Regions from separate parts of the Mus musculus genome. Here region 1 is linked to region 2. The links are chromatin contacts, found by Hi-C or POLR2A ChIA-PET in ENCODE. All regions are on one chromosome and are shown on one strand. Each heading gives the region's core, a stretch centred on a gene start or an enhancer-like site at or near the end of the contact. The rest is flanking DNA. Distances are from core to core; before and after follow the strand shown. Region 1 holds the start of Zc3h7a (zinc finger CCCH type containing 7 A). Region 2 holds the start of Txndc11 (thioredoxin domain containing 11).

Evidence for each region. Hi-C counts contacts between places; a loop is a spot of excess contacts on that map. ChIA-PET counts read pairs that join two places held with the same protein, here RNA polymerase II (POLR2A).
Region 1: a loop to region 2 is called in a map of heart, with 8 times the contacts of the local background. The contact joins the promoter of Zc3h7a here to the promoter of Txndc11 in region 2. A Hi-C loop is called at or near these places in 10 of 37 maps with a recorded cell type or tissue (T-helper 2 cell, adrenal gland, heart and 1 more). POLR2A ChIA-PET finds 5 or more read pairs at or near these places in 3 of 5 experiments (Patski and embryonic stem cell).

Annotation. Positions count from the first base shown.
Region 1 is chr16:11,172,780-11,178,327 of GRCm38, reverse strand. It overlaps Zc3h7a (zinc finger CCCH type containing 7 A), which reads left to right and starts at 1,987. Exons shown (of 23, transcript NM_145931.3): 1 at 1,987-2,108. 4930509G22Rik (RIKEN cDNA 4930509G22 gene) reads right to left here and starts at 152. Exons shown (of 4, transcript NR_151506.1): 1 at 1-152.
Region 2 is chr16:11,132,385-11,137,645 of GRCm38, reverse strand. It overlaps Txndc11 (thioredoxin domain containing 11), which reads left to right and starts at 3,114. Exons shown (of 12, transcript NM_029582.2): 1 at 3,114-3,378. The coding sequence starts at 3,137. Zc3h7a (zinc finger CCCH type containing 7 A) reads left to right here. Exons shown (of 23, transcript NM_145931.3): 23 at 161-1,052. The coding sequence ends at 350.

The sequences.
Region 1 (5,548 bases), core at 738-3,237, 42 kb before region 2:
AACACTGTGTGTTCCGGGCCTCTGTAAGGTACCAGAGGATGGAAAACAGAATAAAGACTGGGATAGTGATGAACTTTTAATGCCAGCCCTTGGGAGGCAGGAGCCTAAAACAGTTCTTCAGCAAATGCACCTATCCGGTACAGCACCCAGGTAAGAGGCCGGGGACTTCCCCACTAGTATAGAAGACAAAGAAGCAGAGACCCTTACAACACACAGTATTCTTCAAGGCTAGAGAAGGTTCATCCATGCTCAGCCCTTCTTTTCCTTTGCTCCCTACAGTACATATAATGATGGGTTCCCAGATATATCTACTCTCTATCACCAGCAACTTGTGATTATTGCTACCTTGCCTGGAAAATCACTGGGAATCTCCAGGTGGGATCCAGGACCTCCTTGTTTCAAATGCAATCACCAGGGCCCTTTGAGGGACAACTGAAAGCAAAGACCCAGAGAAGGTGTGGCAAGGAGACCTCATTTAGAGGAAAATACTGGCTCTGGAGATGACAGGCATGACCTACGAGTCCAGGAGGCCTCTAGGAGCTAAAAAGAGGCAAGAGCTCAACACTAGTTTCCAGAAGGGACAAGCCTCGTCAGCACCTGGACATCACCAGTGAAACACCTGCTGCAGACTCTGGTCCTTTAGAACTCTTAAGTTTATGTTGTTTCAAGGCAACAAAAATGTAGGCCATTGGTACAGGAACAACAGGAAGTCCATACATTCTCATCAAGTTTCACTTTGTACTGGCCCAGTACTGACGACTTCCTGAGCTTACAGTAGCACTCTGGGTCCAGACAGAGTGCATCTCAGTGTCTTCCTTCTAATGTAAACTTTTCCCTCTGTCCCCAGTGGTCCTGGACCTGGGTATTTCTTGCTTCATAGCCAAAGAAGACCTGGAACTCCTATCCCCCCCCCCCCACCCCCATGTACTGCTATGACAAGGGTACCCCACCATATCCAGTTTATTTGGTGCTGGAAATCAAACTCAAGGCTAGGCAAGCACTTTGACAACTAAGTTACATCCTCAACCCCTTTCACTTTTCTGCTTGTCCTTTCTATATATCCGCCCAACGGCATGAAGAAACTTTCTAAAACTGCAAATTAGACCTTGTAATTTCCATCTCAGACACTGAATTCCAAATTTCATGCAGTGGCTCATCCTCTTTGAGCTTTCTACACACACACTTTGTCTTCCCTGTCCCTCAGCAACTTAGGCTCAGGATCTTTCCCACTGCCTGGAAGCACTCTCCCTTCTACTGCCCTGACTTGGAGCACTTTTCACATCTCCAGTCGCAGGGACTCAGCCTTACATTGTTCTGTCTGGGGTAATGTACACCTGACCACTGAAACACCGGTGAATACAGCGACATATAAGTTGAGATGAAGGCCAGGGAGAACAAGAGCTTGTGTTGGCTCTGAGATCCGTCCCTACATTCATTTGCAAAAATACCGCATTTTGTTTTCAAGATGATAAAAACAGTGACTGCGAGTAGGATAGGGAATTGAGGACAAGTTCCGAAGTGACGCTCCGGCGTCCGAATGAGTTTAGGTCACCTCCCTGTTCAACGCGGGTCCCTATGCCTGTCATTCATTTGAAAGGACACGACTGTATGGCTGTTTTCAGGGTGACGGTAACAGTATCGGAATGCAAAGCAGGACGCTCAGGATAAGTTACTGCAGAGAACAGATTCCGAAGGAAGTGACACCCTGGTGCCCAGATGAATCTAGGTCTCCTTCCAGTCCTACTTTGGTATCCAAGCGGTGTGGGAGAGGGCGATGATGCTGGGCTCAAGAGCTTGCGGTCTCTCACCCCCTTCCGTGTGGCCGCCCAGGGTTCCGCCTATCGCCGCCGCTTCCGCAGCCCCGAGGCCCCGACGTGGCGCCTCCAACCCCGGGCTGACACTGGCAACGCAGCCAATGGTAGCGTTTGCGGGGCGGCGCGCGAGGCCTCCCGCCGCCAGAGGGCGCCGCCCCGAGCGTCGCGGGCTGGCAGCTGCGGTGGGTCGCCCAGGGAAGCTGCGAGACTGTGAGAGCTCTTGAGCCGGTGAACGCACATCCCGCTGTCGCCTCCGCACTCCGCGCCCCTCGGCTCCTGGGTGCCGCCCCGCAGGTGAGGGAAGGGGACGCGCGGGCGTCGCGGGCAGGGTCGCGCTCTTCCAATCGCGTGCGTGCGCCGCGTCGCTTCGTGAGCACGCGCGGCCGTTAACGGACTTCAGGCGGGGGAGGGGCGCGGACCCCCGAACCGGCTGCACGGGCTCCTCGGGAGTCGTAATCCGGGCACGCGCGGCGGCCCCTGCCACCTGGACTGCCTGGCCGACATCCACGCACTAGCTTTTGGTGGTTTAGCATTTCGTTATTCCTGGGTGCTGGGTGATCGCGGGGCGTCCGTGTTAGTAAGTGTCTCGGTTTGGGGACGCTCGCGACGCCAGCTGAGTGCGCGCTCGCCGGTGTCGGGTTCGCCCCTTGCGGGTGTTATGCGCGGCCCACCCCGCGTATGGGTGGCGACTGGCTTCCGGTGTTCGGCCGGGGTTCGGAGACTGTACGAGGGTTCTCGGTTTTCCTTTCCCCACCCTTAAAGAATGGAGACCTGTCAGTTCCCATTAGCGGGAATTTCCGGTTAGGGGTAGTCAGCGCAGGGGTGTGGTCAGGTTGGAAGGTCCTAGCTGGGCCCAAGGGGTGGTGCCTGCGCTCTGACTGGGTGAATTTATTCCGGGGTTGGGCGTTTTTTGGGTCCCCAGATGTTAAGGGATCAAAGAGGGTCATAGTGTTAGGTATTTAAGACCAAGAGGGTCTGGTGTAGACCTGCGCTGTCCGATGGTAATGTGGCCACTGGTAAAGTGGGGTGGTCGAGCACTGGAATGTGGCAAGAATTGAGATTCACTTTTGGTTTCAATTTGTTTGTTTGTTTGTATGTTTGTTTCGAGACAGAATTTCTCTGTTTAGCCTTGGCTGCCCTGGAACTTACTTTGTAGACCAGGCTGGACTTGAGCTTAGAGATCTGCTTTCCCCTACCTCCCGAATGCTGTGATTTAAAAGCCGTGCCACCACCGCCCCACTCCGGTTTCAGTTTTAAAGTCTGATTTGAAAGATTTCGTTTGGGAGGAAGAAAAAGAACGAAAAAGATCTCCTTGGTAAACTCCTATGCTTAAATCAGCCAGTGTTTAGCAAGCAGTGTGTTATATACTTGAGGTGATACCTGTTGTGGCTACGTTAGAATTAAAACAATCTGTCCAGTTTCTTTTTACTATTTTAGTATGGCCACTTCGTAATTTAAAATGGCACGTACCGCCGGTATCGTATTTCGATTGGACAATGCTCTACTGGACTGGGGGAGGGGCTGGGCGCTCTTGCCATCTGCTCTTTTCCTGCTTCTTTTGGAAGTAGCTGCTTTTCATGGAGGTCTTGAAGGAATCCAAGGCTCTCTTCACCTCCGTTGAAATGATGAGCAGAGCTGCACTGTGTGTGCGTGAGTGTATGTGTGGGTGTGGACTTGGTGTTGGTGTGGTGTTCTTCATCTTTGGACTAAATCAAGTGCATGGACAGTTTTCTCTATTGAAAAATTTCCCCTTTCTGCTCTGTTAGACCAGCAGGGTGCGCTACAGATGTGAATAAGGTTGAGTTATTGAGGTTGAAAATGTCAGTATTTGGAGTGGGGTATTATGCAAAGAACAGGTTGATCAGTGTCCTCAAGATGTACCAAAACACCCCTTCCCAGCTGTGTTCCTGTGACTTTTGGTTGGGGGTTATATTCTATATGCCTACAGGCTCTTGTCTTGTGGTTCCAAGATCTATTAGTAACAATGTTCATTTGCCAGCTGTAAGGTTTTACAGTTGTCAATATTGACTGATTTTTGAAACTGATTTGGGTGTATTCAATCCATTTGTAAATGACTGGTTGATAGTCAACTATAGAAATAGTTTGAGTAGCTAGTTAAGAAGGAGATAGAAATCAAAAACATCTTTAGACAGAATACCTCGGGAGGAAAGTTGCTTTCTAGATAATACCTTTGTGTGCTTTGTCTCAGCAAACCCACATTTTCTCCATGATCTTCAAGTGAAATGTGTTTACAGTGCCGGGTGTCAGCTGCGTGCTGTGGCCTCGGCCACTTAGAGTGAAATGGCAGGGTGCCTTGGAGCCCTGGAGTTCCCCAGCCTGGGCAGCGGTGAGGTCTCACCTCAAACAGCAAACAACAAAACAATTGGAACAAACTTCTGAGATATATAAAAATGAAGAAAAAGTGATTGGTGAGCGCTAGTTCTCCCTCCCTTCCTACACACACACACTCACACACACACACTCTTTTTGTTTTTTTGTTTTTTTTGTTTGTTTGTTTTGTTTTTGAAACACACAAACTAGGGTCATCAGGCTCGGCAGTAACGACTTAACCTGTCTTGCAACTCTGTCATAGCTTTCTCAGTGACTTCATTGATGTTAAAAAAAAAATGGGGTTGCTTAACTTTGCCAGGTTTTGCCCCAACAAGAAGTTTTGCAAGTTTGCCTTTTAATTTTACAAGTTTAGCAATGTGTTGTCTAGTTAATTTCATAACATTATGGAAGATAAGAGAGGATGTGAATTTGGAGCCAGGGGTTGCTCGAGCATGCATGGTGAGAAGGCAAGAAGTGTCAGCCTTGAGCAGGAGGGCCTCCTGAGGATCGGAGCACAAATTATCTCAGTGAAATCTTTTCTTTTGAAGAATCCCAGGTTTATAGCTGAGATGCACAGTGAGTTGCTTTGTCTGGCTGGAGGCTGCTTCCCTTATAGAATCCAGAATCTCTTGGTTGCTTCAAAGTTCCTGCTTGGGGGGTGGGGGGTGGAAGGGGGGATTTAGCTCAAACCAGGAGTTACCTTTCTGGTGCTGTTTGTTGTAGTCCTTTGCACTTTATGAACAAGACCAATGTTGTCACCAAACTGATGCTCCGGAAACTCCAGTTTCCAGGAAAGGGAGCTATCTCAAGAAGAAAGAAGCTGACTCAAGGAAGAGAGAAGCTGTTTCAGGAAGAGAGAAGCTGTTTAGCAGGGTTTGTCTACCTGGATTGCAGCGGGCAGGGTGTGGCATTTTGCCCTCTTGCCCAGGTCTGGATAAGTGAAGAGTCAGCTAATGTGCACTGTTGCAAGATGGGTTCTCAAAATGTTACTTGAACCACTTGGCTTTATTTTGTTGGGTTTTTGTTTTGTTTTGAGGCTGGGTTTCTTATGGTTTCTTATATGTAGCCCTAGTTGTCCTGGAATTTATAGATCAGGCTGGCTTCCAAATCACAGAAATCTACCTGCCCCTGCCTCTTGAGTGCTGAGACTAAAGGTGTGTGCGCCACCATCATCTGACTTGGTGGTTGTTTTAAATCAGGAAGTCTGAGGAGAGAATTGCAATTAAAAATTTTACTTGAAACTAGGGACACTTGGGCAGGGAAATGACTCAGTGGGTAAAGGTGCTTGCTGTGCAAACCTGAAGACTCAAGTTCGCCCTCCAGAACCCACATAAAGGTGGAAGGAGAGAACTGACACCATCCAGTTGTTGTTTGACTGTGTGTGTGCCATGGCACACGGGCTC
Region 2 (5,261 bases), core at 1,865-4,364:
GCAGGAGGCCCTCTGTTTTATCCCCAGCAGCAAAAAGAGAGAGGGAAAATGCCAACTTTATGACTGCAGAAGATGTATGCAGATCAGACACACAGCTGGAGGAGAATGTGTTTTCAAGAGTCATGACCCTATTTCTAATTGCATCATATACTCCTAACAGGTATATAAATGGCTCCTGCACAGAAGGAAGCAGCTGTAAATTTGCACATGGAAATGCTGAACTTCATGAATGGGAAGAAAGAAGAAAGGCCCTACAGATGAAATTCAAGAAAGCACGGAAAGATCACTTAATTGCCCCAAATGATAATGACTTTGGAAAATATAGTTTTTTGTTTAAAGATTTAAAGTAATATGCTGGCTTTTATGTAACCCAATCAGAGCACTGACCAGAAAAATTGCAAGTGTTGAGAGGCACACAGCAGAAGAGCTGCAGATTTCTGCTTGATTGGCATCTATCGTTCCTCCTGAGCAGCAACCCACAGTAGATAGGAAAAAGGCTGTTTGACAGGCCTGGCTAAGCTCTTGCGGAGCCACTGGCATCAGATGGCGAAGGGACTTGCTGCCAGGTTGCTGTCTGTTGGACAGAAGCTCGGATGAGGTGTGCTGGGGAAGGGGTAAGGTTGAGGATGACTCTGAGGTCAGAGCCACAGCAGTGAGTGTAATGCACAGTGGGATCGGAGTACATGATGGATGAAATTCCTTATGTGTTTTAGTGGAATGAAGTTATTTAATATAATAAAGTCTGCTACTTATCTGTATGTAGGTTGCTAAAAAGGATTTTCTTAACTCAGATTTTTAAGCCAAATAACCATTTAGCACTAGTGTCTGTTAAATGGGTTTTTCTGTATTTGTCTGTCTCACTGTGGCAAGGGAACCGATGATGATCATGCACATCAATATTTGGAAAATAATCAATTGACACAAATTTTATTTCTTGGTCTTTTGCTGTTTAAATAATGATTTTTGAAAGATTCAACTTGTACTGCTGGTATTGTGTAGTGTATGGACCAATATTGCTTGTAATAAAAGATCTTACATAGAGATGACTTTCATAGTTTTGGTGTGGTCCTTTCTCCTTCAGGAGTTATTGGAACTGGGTTTTAGAGAGGTTTTGTTTGCTTTTTGGTGTGTGGGGTGCTGGGGCTTAAGCCTAGCACCTTGTCTGTGTTAAGTGGACACTGTGCCTTTGAACATAGAAATAGCTATGAACAAGACACATAGAAAAGCTCGTCTCCCTGCAGCCCTGATAGCTTTCAGAGGCAGGGAGCAGCAAGGAGGGAGGAAAGCAGCAGGGCAGTGGTTGGTGGGCCAGGGTGCTCAGCATGCTGCCTGTGAGGCAGGGGCTCCACGAAGAACCAGTCTGTTAGTTGCCTGATCAGAATCACTTCCTCAGGACGAAGCTCAAGAGGTAGGATGCTGAGAAGCCTAGGAAAGAGTTTGGGCAAACTGCAGGTTGTTAAGGTGAGTAGTGTGTGGGGTGGGGGTGGGAGATGGGGGTCACCTCCAGGACTCTGGTGATAGTATGGAAAACTAATACTAACTGGCACATGTTAGGACTTGGTTATCTCCATTGGGTGGTTTTGTTAAAATAATCTTACAATTTTATGTGTACAACATTATAACCAGTGCCCATGGAGGTCCGATCCCCTAGCACTAGAGCTATAAACTTTTATGAGCCTCGTGTGGATGCTGGGAATTGAACACTGGTCTTCTAGAACAACCAGTGCTCTTTTAATCACTGAGCAATCTCTCCAGCCCCACATAGGAAACATTTGATCTAGATTATTTTGCCCTCCCTACCAACTTTACAAAAAGATTTTATTTTTAATTATATGTGTGTGTACCTTGGAGGACATCAGATTACCTGAAGTATGAGGTAGTTCACTACCTGTAATTTAGAACCAAACTTGGGTTTTCTGCAACAGCAGTATTCTTACTACTGAGCCTTGTCTCCAGCCCCAACCAAAACTTTATTTTGAAATAGGGCCTTGCTAAATTTCATAGTCTGGCCTTGAAAACTCTATGCAGTCCTGGTACAAGTGGTCCTCTGGTTTTCTCGAGTGGTTGGGACCACAGTTGTGTGCCACTAAGCCTGGTTTAAAAAATTATACACAACTCATATAAACCTAATTTTGGGAGGAAAAATGAAGATAATTCACCCTGTATCTTAGGCTGGCCTTGCATTCTTATTGCTTGGAGGCGTGAGGCAGACAATGTCCTGACTCCAATACTTTCCAAACTTTAATCACGTCTGCTATGTTTCTGTGGATTTGCCCATCAAGCATGGGTCATAGAAATGGGATTACACAATATACATCCATCCTTTTACTTAGAGCTGGGTTCTTTTGTTGAATGTAATTACCACTTATCAGTACTTGTCTCAAGGTTTCTACTGTTGTAATAAACACATGAACAAAAGCTACTTGGGGAGGGAAGGGTTTGTTTTGGTTACACTTTACCATCATTGAAGGAAGTCAAGGTAGAATCCTGCAAGCAGAAACTGAAGCAGAAGGCATGCAGCGTTATTACTACCCCATTACAGAGCAGCCCGGTCTCCGTTTTATTACTGTGTCCTCCAGTCCTTCTCGCCTCTGCACGAGGCCTCCCCGCCCCACTTTCTGAAAAGCAGAGATAACAAACTGCACCCATGTCCTGAAGGGTCTGTCAACAGTGTTGACGCACTAGCGACAATCTGAGCCCTAACAGTACCCGGAAGGGCCGACCAACGGAAGGACTCGCTAAGGAGACACCACCAACTAGCTTCCGGACGCGAGGATGTAGCGTCAGCGCAGTGAATGAAGGACAAGGTCTAGCTTGAGTGACTGCAAGCCTGCGCAGAGTCGCTACAAGAGAGGCGGGACCGGTGGAAGGCTGACGCGGCCGCGAGTGCTGCGAGCACCCGCGCAGACTCCATGGGCTCGAGGGCGTGGCCCCCAAAGGGCGTGGCTTCGCGGGAAGCCGGCATTCGCGCAGGCTCCGAGTCGGAGGGCGGGGCATCTCTGAAGTGTGGCTGACGTGGAGAGTCCGGGTTAGTGAGCGCCGCTGGCTGCGAGGTCCGGGAGTGACGTGCGGGGCCGGGTCCCCGGGCCCGAGGTGGCGGCAGCGACGGTATAAAGCCGGCCACGGGGAGCATGTAATGTCGGAATGCGGAGGCCGCGGCGGCGGCGGCGGGAACAACAGCGAGGACGCCGAGGACGAGGGTGGCGGCCCCAAGGGCTCAGGCTCCCTCAGCCCTGCCGGGGCGGCGGCGTCCTTGGAGGGCCGGATCCGCCGCGGCTTGCGCGGCGCCTCGCTTATGGCGCGCCAGCGGCCAGAGCTGCTGTGCGGGGCCGTGGCTCTCGGCTGCGCCCTGCTCTTCGCCCTCAAGTTCACTTGCAGGTGAGGCTGCCGGGACTCAGGCTCCGCGGCCAGAGCTATGCCACCCCGGCTGCGCGGGGCCAGCTCGGGGCCTCCGGGGTCGAGGGTTGTTTGTCTTCCTCGGGGAAGTCGAGCCTGACCTTGCCTGCGACCACAGGCTTGACCTTCCCGGCGGCCGCGGTCCCCCACTCTCCTAGTTCGGCGTGGAGGCGTTTCCAGGGTGCTGCTCTATATCAATTATGTACCGAGGGCGTTTGGCCCTGTTTCTGAGCTGCTTCTCACCTGTTGGGGTCTCTCGGGGTGCACATGTCAATTCTTGCTCAGGCTATAATGCTCAGTTTTAATTCATTCCATTTTCCTTAATGCTTGCAGTGTGATGATTCACAAGCCATTTAGGGGTCTTAGTCGCTTTTGGGAATCCAGGCAAGCCTTTGATATACTGACAGTGCACGTTTGTACTGAGCACCCGTTAATGCTGAAGACAAAAATCCCCGTTCCCTGGAGTTCTCATTGAAGTGATGATATACAATAAACAAACACTTCAGAGACCTTAATAAGTGCTATGCAGGGAATAGAAGGATGAGGTTGGGTAGGGCAGAAAGGGCCTTCATAGGAAAATGGCATTAGCCACTTACACAAGGAAAGGAAGGGGCAGAGGTGGAAGAGCTGGGGTAAGAGCTATTACAAAACAGTTAAGTGCAAAGATCTGGAGTCTGAGCAAGCTTGGTCTTTTTGTGAAACTTGGAAAAGGCCTGAGTAGGCTGGAGTTTAGGAAGAATGGAAGCTAATGTGCATCTTTTCAGAAAATTGTGTAGATAGATACAAAGTTTATATTTCAATTATACTCCTTGCCTCAGATCATCAGTATATCATTTGACATTGCAGTTTATAAAATCTGTTATCACTTGACATATCCTCTTGGCACTTCTGTCCAGAGGGAGATTTATGTGGGCACAGATTGAGTGTAATGAACACAATATGAGATCCCTGAGGTCAAGATGGGCCAAAAATTAGGAGTTTTAGGGGGAAGAGACTCGTTTTTTTAGTGTTTGCAATGTGTTAGGTGCTATGCTAAAGTGTTTAAAGCCAACTAAAAGTGTTTGTCACCACACCTGGCCTGGAGTTTGAATCTTGAGCAACTAGACTGGTACTGTCTTTATAAGGAAAATACAGAAAGTATTTTACAAGGTGGAATGTTGCAACCTGTCATTTGGATTCATATTAACAGTCCTTTTCCCACGTCAAGGAATTGATTTACTTCAGTTTGCCCAGCTGTGAAAACAGTGCTCAGTGTTTGATCTGAGACACGTGACTTGGTGGGTGACCTCTGAGAGAAGATTGAAGAGTTTAAATCAGTCTGAGGAGCTGTCAGGATGAGCTCCTCAACTGCTTTTGGCTGGGAGAGAGAGCCTGCAGCCTCACTTCCTCAAGCATCTTTCTATGGTGCTGGCAATGGGACAGCCCTTTTAATAAACTCAGATGAATTTTTAAGGACTTTGTTTGATAGGATGGTGTTAAGATATTATGGTACAACTGACCCTGACATCTTTGTTGCTCTTTCCTTAAGATCTTTAATAAGGACAGAGGCTTCAGGAAGAATATATCAGGTCTGTTTTTCAAATTTAATTTTATTCATAGTACAACTCTGAAATAAATGACTGCCCTCCTCAGTGTTGAGTGCTTAGCTTAGTTCAGAGTAGGTGGTCTATAAGAAGGTGAATTTGGAGTTGAACCACAGTGAGTTACTGTGGGTGTTCAGGGCCTCTGATCTTTGCCCACTTCTGTTTATGGGCACTCAGTCTCCATGAATCCATTCTGCTTTCTTTTCTGTGTTTGTTTATTAGGAGTAAAGTGGCATTGTGTATAGTTGCCTTTAGGAGGGAGATTTAAGGTATAGATTTCAT